Regions from separate parts of the Homo sapiens genome. Here region 2 is linked to region 1. Evidence: read pairs that join two places in POLR2A ChIA-PET (ENCODE). Cell type or tissue: MCF 10A. All regions are shown on one strand. Each heading gives the region's core, and the rest is flanking DNA. Links, peaks and the distances in the headings are about the cores only. Region 1 has its middle 64 kb from the start of GPR37. Region 2 has its middle 210 kb from the start of TMEM229A.

Region 1 (5,394 bases), core at 122-5,121:
AACTGCCACAAAGCTGGAGATGTCACTGAGACAATGAACAGGACTGAACACTGAAAGTGGAGTGGCTGACAGATTTACACATAGACATACTGGATTAAAGCTTGCTCTCCTAAAACCAACTCTGTCGGCTTGTGCAAATTATTTAATCATTCAGAGTTTTGGCTTTCTCAACTGTTAGGTTGAGCTATCTGAAACTGCAAATATTAGACTATGTTTTTGAATTATGTTTTTTTTTAAGTTCTGGGGTACATGTGCAGGATGTGCATATTTGTTACATAGGTAAACGTGTGCCATGGTGGTTTGCTGCACCTAACAACCCGTCACCTAGGTATTAAACCCAGCATGCATTAGCTCTTTTCCCTAATGCTCTCTCCACTCCCCCCCTCCCTTGACAGGCCCCAATAAGTGTTGTTCCCTTTCCTGTGTCCATGTGTTCTCATTGTTCAGCTCTCACTTATAAGTGAGAACATGTGGTGTTTGGTTATCTATTCCTGTGTTAGTTTGCTGAGGATAATAGCTTCCAGCTTCATCCATGTCCCTGCAAAGGACTTGATCTCTTTCCTTTTTATGGCTGCATAGTATTCCATAGTGTATATGTACCAGATTTTCCTTATCCAATCTGCCATTGATGGACATTTGGATTGATTCCATGTCTTTGCTATTGTGAATAGTGCTGCAATGAACATACTTGTGCATGTATCTTTATAATAGAATTCCTTTGGTTATATACCTAGTGATATGGTTTGGCTGTGTCTCCACCCAGATCTCATCTTGAATTGTACCCCCATATTTCCCACATGTTGTGGGAGGGATCTGATGGGAGATAATTGAATCATGAGGGCGGTTTTCCCCATACTTTTCTCATGGTAGTGAATAACTCTCACAAGATCTGATGGTCTTATAAGGGGTTTCTGCTTTGGCTTCTCTCCCATTCTTTCTTGCCACCACCATGTAAGAAGTGCCTTTCACCTTCCACCATGATTGTGAGGCCTTCCCAGCCATGTGGAACTGTGAGTTCAATAAACCTGTTTCTCTTCCCAATTTCGGGTATGTCTTTGTCAGCAGTGTGAAAATAGACTAATACACCCACTAATGGGATTGCTGAGTCAAATGGTATTTCCAGTTCTAGATTTTTGAGGAATTGCTACACTGTCTTCCACAGTGGTCGAACTAATTTGCATTCCCACCAACAGTATAAAATCATTCCTCTTTCTCCACAACCTCAATATTATGTGGTTCAAACTATATAGAACAGAACTAATAGTTTATATATGATTGGTGGCTGCCATTAAATAGAATGTTTCTATAAACTTATGAGTATGCATAAATGTACATATAATTTCTTTGAATTCCTCAAATAAGACTTATTAATTAGAAGGTATTATGTAATAATGGTTGCAGTTTGTCACTTTTAACTAATTTATTTCTATAGACCAATTAATAATTGATCAGTTAATGTTTATTATTAAAGAAATACAAATTGCACACTAGAATCATTTATTCAATCATGAGTATACTCTGCAGTCCTAAAGTTTGCTTTATGACTGGTGGAGCATTTGCCAAGTCATGACATGTTCTGTCCAACAATGTGCTTCCCTGATGTCATATTAATACACATGTTTGAAACCTGTCTTATTCTAAGTTAGCTTAGGTTTGTTAACCTGATACTGACAAGTTCTGCTCAGATGTTCCAATGACGATCTCACTTGTGGCCACTTTCTCCATAAACAAGCCTGTAGGTGTAGATAAGAGATCTATTACTAATTGAAACGGTATCCGTGTCTTACACAGGCATTCAGCTCCAGTGAAGCTCAGTAATACAGAAAAGAAACACTCAGAAGATATTTGCTGAGAAAAAAAATTTTTAAATATACTCATTGAAAGTTATTTATTTACCTCTTTACCTGAGTGCATATTTTTACAATATAAGCTGCTATAATGCTAAAGTAAAACCTGAGGATTTGGGCCAATTATTTATCTGAGATCTTAAAATTGAATAAACCCAGGGTGAGAGGGGGTGTTTATATGATGAGAGAATAAAAGCATTTCAGCAGAAAGTGGTCACTATTTCTAGGTTTATAAAGGAACCTCTAGTGAGTAGTTTGAGAGCTGAAGAAACAGAGTACAAGCCATAACTGATAATGAGATGTGATAGAATGGCTCATAAGATTTATAATTACTATTAAACCATTTAAGATAGTTGGCTTGCATTGGGTTGCAGCAAATGGTAGGTGTTGCAATGTACCTTCTATGTAAATTTCATAGAATCTTTTTTAGATTATTAAAATTTAAAGCACTTTAGGAAAACATTTAAAGTCAGAAGGAATCTTCATTCTTCTTAGTTTTTATATCTGGAGTTTACTGAAGGTGACATCAGTGGGAGACGCTATAAACCTCAACAGTTTCAATCATACACTGCAAACTAGAGGCTACTAAATATTTTATTGCTCTTTCATTCTTATTTATTCCACAGGTTTCAGACTGTTCTCCTAGAAATAACTGGCAATGCAACCTGAACCTTGGTAAATTCTGTAAAGCTTCCTGCTCCCTTAGAAACTCTGTTGAGATCAAATATCTTGACCAAATTTTAAGAGAAAACAAATGGTCCCTTTAGACAGCCACCTCTTGCCTCCTAGTGAGCTTCATCTACTTCCTGGAGAACCAGAGTCCTTCTCATGCTTTCAGGATCCATCATCTAGAAAAAGCTTCTTTGGCATCTATCTTTAATTTTATAGATTATTTTATAATTATTTTATAACTTACAATAATGGTAGTTAATAGAATAATACACAGTTTTCTTGGAGATAATTACTTATCTTCAGCTGACAGCCCATAAAAGTGGCCAGTGATGTAAATTTTAAGCACTTTAATAAGTTTATATAAGGTCACCGGTCATAAATCAATCAAGAAGCATTTACTCTGTACCCAGTAGCACACTAGGTGTTGTGGAGCATTACAACATAAGATGAAAGTTCTGCCACAAAATGACATCTGATTTAGTAATGCACAGCTGCTAGAGGAAAATTGCCCAAAGGCCAAAACTTGCAAAAGCCAACCGAGTACAATGTGAGCCTATGGTGTTTGCCAACAAATAATAATCCAGCAGAGGTCTCATTCAGGAGGCAAAAATACTCCATAATAGCTGTGTATAGAGAAGCAGAGGAAGGGAGGAAGAGAGGAAAGGAAGAAGGGAGGGAGGGAGGGATTTACAACAGAAAAACCTGGACATAACAATGACACTTAGTGATAATTCCACAAGTATTTTGTAGAGTGAACATTTGAAAAGATTTTTGAAGAATAATCTTGTTATTCTCCTTCTGCCAAGAACCACGTGTAGCTAGCCTGTTCAGGCTGCTTTTATGGAGGTTGGTTAGCTTGATAGTCTTGAGCCTGGGAAATAAGTACAGCAGTCTGAGTCATTATCTGGAAAAAAATGCTTCTCAATTCTACTCTTAACTTCTCCCCCACAGCTCTCAAATTAAATTTATGCCAAAATGAACAGCAATGAATGGTAGCATGAATCAGAAAACAATGTCGACAATAGCAGCAACCTCTGGAGTACAGAAGTAGGAATAAAGTGAACTTGCTTACTGACAATGAAGTTGTGGGATGATGGCCTCTTGGAGCTGGGATGGTAATCAGATTGCACATGGGACAGATTTAACTAACAAATGAGTTTTATTTGGTCTGCACAGTGTTAGATCACCAAGTAGTTTTTTAACTTTTTAAATTCACTCCCAACTAACTTCACCTAAAACTATGATGTCTAGTTCTTCTCAACATTAAGTGATCTGACAACACTGGTTCTGTATTTCCTGTCCTTACCACACTGGCTGGAATGGAGTGGCAGGTGCCCTCTTTAGATCAAGCATGCCCTCTTCATTTCCAACTCATTATTTCTGTTGGCTCCATGATCATTTACCCTTTCCTGACACCTGTAGTTGTTTGAAATGGAGCTCTGAATTAGACTATCATGTAACTTTGAGCATCATCCAGTCAACAGGCTACTGTCCTGCTTGGGTGTCTCAAGCTCATCCTAGTCTAGGCATGGGCTTAGGAGGGAATAAGAGAGACAGACAATCGTTGGTGTTTCTGCATTTCCAGTGCTCAGCTGGTTGACTTCCTGCCTGACAACAATGAGTGTGCAAGAATTTAAGCATCAGCCTCTTTTGTGGTAAATCTGTATCTCAAATAATAAAAAAACTGATTAATGATTATCGCTTTTTTTATTTGTGTAAATTTAGGGGGCACATGTGATTTTTTTCTTCTGGAGACATGGTTTTCCTTCATTTCCCAGGCTTGAATGCAGTGGCACAATCATAGCTCACTGCAGCCTCGACCTTCTAGGCTCAAGTGATTCTCTTGCCTCAGCCTCTGGAGTAGCTGGGACTACAGGAACATGCCACTATACTTGGCTAATTTTTATCTTTGAATTTTTTTTTTTGCAGAGATGGGATCCCACTGTGTTGCCCAGGCTAGTCTCAACCTGCTGGGCTCAAGCAATCATCCCACCTCAGCCTCACAAAATGCTGGAATTACAGGTGTGAGCCACCAGGCCCAGCCATGTGAAATTTTGTTATATGTATATAATATGCAGTGATCAAGTCAGGTTATTCAGGTTTTTTTTCTAGAAACATGGTTATTTAGGGTGTCCATCACCTGAGTACAATACATTTTTATTGTATAGTCATTCCACTCTGCTATCAAACATTGAGTTTATTTCTTCTATCATTCTGTGTGTTTGTACCCTTTTACCCACTTCTCTTTATCCTCCCCCATCCTCCCCACTCACTTTTCCAAGTCTCTATCTTTCCACTCTCTACCTCCATGTGATCAAATTCTGTAGCTCCGCATATAAGTGAGAACATGTGATATTTGTCTTTTTGTGTCTGGCTTATTTCACTTAAGATCATGTCCTTTAGTTCCATCCATGTTTCTGCAAATGACATAATTTTATTTTTTGTAGCTGAATAGTATTCCTCTGTGTATATATACCACATTTTCTTTTTCCATTCATCTGTAGATGAACACTTAGGTTGATTCCATGTCTTTGCGATTGTGAATAGTGCCGTGATAAACATGCAAATGCAGGTATCCCTTTGATATATTGATTTCTTTTCCCTTGAGAAGATACCTAGTAGTAGGATTGCTGGATTGAATGGTAATTCTATATTTAGCTTTTTGAGAAATCTCCATACCATTTTTGCATAGTGGCTGTACTAGTTTACATTCTCATCAACGGTATTTAAAATTTCCCTTTTCTCCACATCTTTGTCAGCATCTATTATTTTCTGTCTTTTTAGTAATAGCCATTCTGATTGGGGTAAGATGATATCTCATGGTGGTTTCATATTTCTCTGATGATTAGTGATATAGAGCATTTACAGAAGTTTT
Region 2 (5,394 bases), core at 179-5,178, 450 kb before region 1:
TGTGAGGAAGCCCAAGGTAGCTACAGGAAGAGAAGCAGATGCCTGAAGCTTCTGGCTGTTCATCTATTCAAGCCCAGGTACCAGATTTGAATGAAGAAGCTGTCAGAGGACTTTATCCTCAGCTGCTCTGTGGCTGAAACTCTATGAAGGACTCCAAGCTGAACATACCATCTGCAGAACCATGGGTGATGAAAAAGTAAGCTACTGAGTTTTGGAGTAGTTTATGATACTATAGTAAGTAGGTAACTGGAACACCCAAGTTGTAACTAAAAAGAGCCAGCCCATAGTCAACTTACCAGTTTTATAGCAGGAACATTAAAGAGCCTTGAAATATACACTTTTGGTGAAACAGAACATTTCTTGAGAGGGATCAGGAAACCCAGGATTTAGTCCTAGTTCTGTAACTGCAAAGTATGTACAGTTGGGCAATCAGTTAACCTCTTTCAGTTTTGGTTTCATCATCTATAAAATGAATAATTGGGACAAAATGAATTTTAAAGTATTGTGGAGTTCTAAAATGCTTGAGTTAATAACTTGGAATCAATAACAGGTAGTCCCTGGTTGCCTGTATTTTTTAATTCCCTTAGGCTCTTAAGTGCCATCATAACCAAGCAGGGAGGAAATAAGAAAATTATGAGCCCCATTGATGGCAACTTGATTGTTTCACGTATTCCCTCTGAGAAATTTTTGGCTATGCCAGGAATATAGCAGTCATGTAGTGGGAAGGTTTTGCTGAATCATAATACCTTAGAATTAGAAAACTGGCTTCATGAAGGATGAGCAAGCCTATGTTTCAAATTTATTTCCAGAAGGAAGCTGTGATTAGAGTCTTTGCTATAAAGGAATCAGATACCAAATGCCTTTTTGTCTTAGAATTCATGCTAGTTAGATGACTTTCTTTCTTTCTTTTTTTTTTTTTTTTTTTTTTTTTTTTTGATGGAGTCTCACTCTGTCGCCCAGGCTGAAGCGCAGTGGTTTGATCTCGGCTCACTGCAACCTCTGCCTCCCGTTCAGTCAATTCTCCTGCCTCAGCCTCCTGAGTAGCTGGGACTACAGGCACGTGCCACCACACCTGGCTAATTTTCTATTTTTAGTAGAGACAGGGTTTCACCGTGTTGGCCAGGCTGGTCTTGAACTCCTGACCTCAGGTGATCTGCCCGCCCTGGCCTCCCAATGTGCTGGGATTACAGGTATGAGTCACCGTGCCTGGCCACTACTTAGATGACTTTTTAAGGGAGAAAACACAAAACTCATGATTAATTCAAGTTTTAATTTGTTGTAGGGAACTTGAAATCCCCTTTTGCTTTTAATGTTGCACCAAAATCCATCTAAATTTCAACCTCTGAGGACTTTGGATTTGTTATATGAAAAGATATTTAATGAAGACTAACTAAATGTATTATAGTCACTGAATGTGGCAGGGTAAAAGTCTAGGACCCATGTTTTCCCTTCAAATGATTCATAACACCTCCAGGAGAGAACACATGTTTAAAAAATAGAAATATTAATAATGAAATAAAGTTATATAGGAGATATTGATAATGGTTATATAAATAATCACTTTCAGGGTTTTTAGACTGAGACTCTGGTGTATTCTACTAGGGGCCACATTTAAATCCTTTTGACAGAAGCATGTTTGATAGTCATTAGGAAATCTGGGTTTAGGGACAGGAGACAAGGTGGAAGAAAGGAAAAAAAAAGAAAGATGATATATGAAATGCATTCATAAGAGGGTTGTACCTTCTTAGGCATGGTGGGAGCATGATCACACACACACACACACATGCACCCACACACACAAGCTGAACCTTCTTCCTCTTTCATTTAAAACATTGAATTGGTTATAGCTACTTGCAGTGTTCTGTCCCTAGCATTACTATTTCTCTGGCAAAGATGGAGTAAGGGTTGGGGAGTTTCTTCACCTTGACCCAAGTGATTTGAATTACATTCAGTCTTCATATCATCACAGAACAACAAACAAGACGAGACTAAGGGTTCATATAATGGGTCAGGGTTTTCAGCTTTCTCAGCTTGAATATAATTCAGAATGAGCTGTCCCTGAACATGTCTGGGACATGTTCTGGGAAGCTGACCTACAGGAAGCCTAATTTACATCAAGATCAAGGGCCTCAGTGATAATTACATTAGAGTATTCCTGGAATTCCTTTTTATTTTGGGATGAGTCACTCTTTAAGCAAAATACATGTACTGCGTACCTTTGTGGTGCTGCTGACTGGTATGTGTAGCTTGAGTATCTCATATTTAAGCACTGCCTAATGTGTGTCTGAGCTCTAGCCACACATTCATTTACTTAAACACTTTGCCTATACATAATTATTTACATTTACTCTTTACCTATGCTTTTACCTACAATGTTCCAACTTTCCCACCTCATTCACTTTTCTTTAATGTCTCCACTGATCCACTTCATGGAATAGGTCAAGCACCATCTCCTTAAGCAAACTGCAATAGCCTTGACAAGGCACTTCATAGCACACTGCAAACCTTTTGTGTTCTTTGCTATGCTGTTTTACAAAGTTTTTATACCCCCACTTAACTATAAACTCCTTGAGGGCAAGGACAATGGTTTGTTTCTTAATTTTTACTTTAGATTCAGGGGCACATTTGTAGGTTTGTTTTATATATATATGTACACACATACATATATATATACACATATATACATATATATACACATATATATACATATATATACACATATATATACATATATACACATATATATACACATATATATACACACACATGTATGTGTGTGTGTGTGTGTGTGTGTGTGTGTGTGTGTATGTGTATATATATATATATATATATATATATATATATGTTGTGTGTCACAGGAGTTTGCTGTACAGATTATTTCACCACCCAGATAATAAGCATAGTACCTGATAGGTAGTTTTTTGATTCTCACCCTCCTCCTTCCCTCTACCCTCAAGTAGGCCCCGGTGTCTGTCATTTCCTTCTTTGTGTCCATATGTACTCAATGTTTAGCTCCCACATATACGTGAGAACATGCAATATTTGGTTTTCTGTTCCTGTGAGAACATGCAATATTTGATTTGGTTTTCTGTTCCTGTGTTAGTTCGCTTAGGATAATGGCCTCCAGCTCCATTCATGTTGCTGCAAAGGACATGATCTTGTTCTTTTTATGGCTGTGTAGTATTCTACAGTGTGTATGTGCCACATTTTCTTTATCCAGTCTACTGTTGTTGGACATTTAGGTTGATGCCATGTCTTTGCTATTGTGTATAGTGCTGCTATGAACATATGCATGCATATGTCTTTATGGCAGAACAATTTATAGTTCTTTGGGCAGATATCCAATAATGGGGTCACTAGGTCAAATGATAATTCTGCTTTGAGTTCTTTGTGAAATCGCCCAGCTGTTTTTCACAACGGCTGAACTAGTTTACATTGCCACCAGTAGTGTGTAAGCATTTTCCTTTCTCCAAAACTTTGCCAGCATGTTATTTTTTGGCTTTTTAGTAATAGCCATTCTGACTGGTGTGAGATGGTATCTCATTGTGTTTTTGATTTGCATTTCTCTAATGATTAGTGATGCCAAGCATTTTTTCATATGCTTGTTGGCTGTGTGTATGTCTTCTTTGAAAAGTGTCTGTTTATGTCCTTTGCCCACTTTTAAATGAGTGGCTTTTGCTGGTTGATTTATTTAAGCTCCTTATAGATTCTGGATATTAGCCCTTTGAAGGCCCTTGCCTTTACATCTGTGTTCTCAATGTCTAGTTCAGTTTTTTGAATCAATTAATAAATGAGTGCTAGAACAAGAGAAAAGTGGAGGGTATTTTCAATTTGGGTAATGCTTGAGGTAATTCAATGTGTCTGTGTTAGTTTTCTATTGCTGCTATAACAAATTACCACAAACTTAGTGGCTGAAAACAACACAATATATTACTTTTCAGTTTTGGAGGGGTTAGAAATTCTATGATCAAGTGTCTGTAAGGCTGCATTTTTTTAATAGAATCTCAAGGAAACAATCCATTTTCTTGCCATTTCTAGCTTCTAGAGGCTGCCTGCATTCTTTGGCTTATGGCCCTTCCTCCATCTTCAAAGCCAGCAGTGTAGCATCTTCAAATCTCTTTGATTCTGACTTTCTTCTTCCATTGATAAGAACCCTTGTGATTACATTGAGGCCACCTAGATAATCCAAGGTAAACTTCCCCTCTTGAGATCCTTAATAATATCAGCAAACTCCCTTTTGCTATGTAGATAACATATCCACAAGTCTTGGGTATTAGTACTTGGACATCTTTGTGGAGCCATTATTCTGTCTACTACAACATCTTTTTAGGATGTCTATTAGCAAATGTGGTTAAGTGAATGGTATTCTGGCTAAGACTGGAAGGAGGAAGCTCACAATCTGACAAGACAAAGCTGCATCTTACACATCTATCTTTAAAAGTTTGTCTTCTTGGATTTAACTAGGAAATAAACACAGTGCTTCATAGATAATATTGGAAAATTTCATGATATAATGTTCTCCGTTCTCATATTGAAGAAGCTTTCTTCCAATAACTAAATATGACTCTCTAGACAAATGACAATCACAATAACAGTAACAACATCAGCATGTGCTATTTCCCTCCTTGAAAGTAAGAATTATTGCTACATCAAATAACAACAGTTGCACATTTCTATCACCAGGGAAGCTTTCTAAAGATATTAATACCTAGGACTCTTTCCCATCAAAGATTCTTATTTAATTGGTCTGGGGTGGGTTCCCAGTATTACTATTTTAAAAGCTACCCAGGTGGTTTTAATATTTCAGAGGTTTCCTTTGGCCTATACATACATATATATATAATCAGAAATGACTCATTATAAGTTATTAAGCTATTAGTTGCTCTGGTGTCAAGTTGAAAAGACTAAGAGCGGTATAAACTGTGCAAGTTCAGCATGATTAAACCATATTAAATTCTTCTAGACAATTTTCTCATATTTCAAAAAGAAACTGTAGTTAGAAATTTGAGATGATGTGCGTTTACCTGTAAGTTAACTTCATGAATCTCACTTTACTTTTGATATAGACATGAGAGATATATTTCAGGAGAAATGATTTAATGTTTTCATGGTGTGATGGAGCTTGAGAACATATAAAGCAAGAAGAAATTGAGCACTAAGAAGCTGATCTTAGTTTTCTCTGAAAGTGGATAAAAAGAAAAAACCTCAATAATTGTTTCATAATAGTTTGATTCAAAAAGCAATGTAATGCAATCCACAAGGACTGGTGGATTTGGGAATGCATATGAGCCAACCAAGGTGATTATAAATAAGGAAAAGGGCTCAGACTATTTCCCCATAGAGGAAAGGACAAGGCTTTCCAGTGCACCAATGCTTTGGTAATGTGAACATAAT

The links. ChIA-PET counts read pairs that join two places held together with the same protein. Peaks named below come from ENCODE experiments on the same cell type or tissue, not always from the same donor. Only the 100,000 strongest peaks of a DNase experiment are listed, where the experiment ranks them.
Region 2: POLR2A ChIA-PET joins it to region 1 with 9 read pairs; 1 of 35 experiments calls an interaction of 5 or more read pairs at or near these places.

Annotation. Positions count from the first base shown.
Region 1 is chr7:124,699,176-124,704,569 of GRCh38, forward strand. No RefSeq gene overlaps it. Among named protein-coding and RNA genes, the nearest start is that of GPR37, 64 kb to the right of the region's middle. In MCF 10A, for the core only: no CTCF peak of the experiment used is centred there; a DNase peak (open chromatin) is centred at 3,026.
Region 2 is chr7:124,244,529-124,249,922 of GRCh38, forward strand. No RefSeq gene overlaps it. Among named protein-coding and RNA genes, the nearest start is that of TMEM229A, 210 kb to the left of the region's middle. In MCF 10A, for the core only: no CTCF peak of the experiment used is centred there; a DNase peak (open chromatin) is centred at 2,063.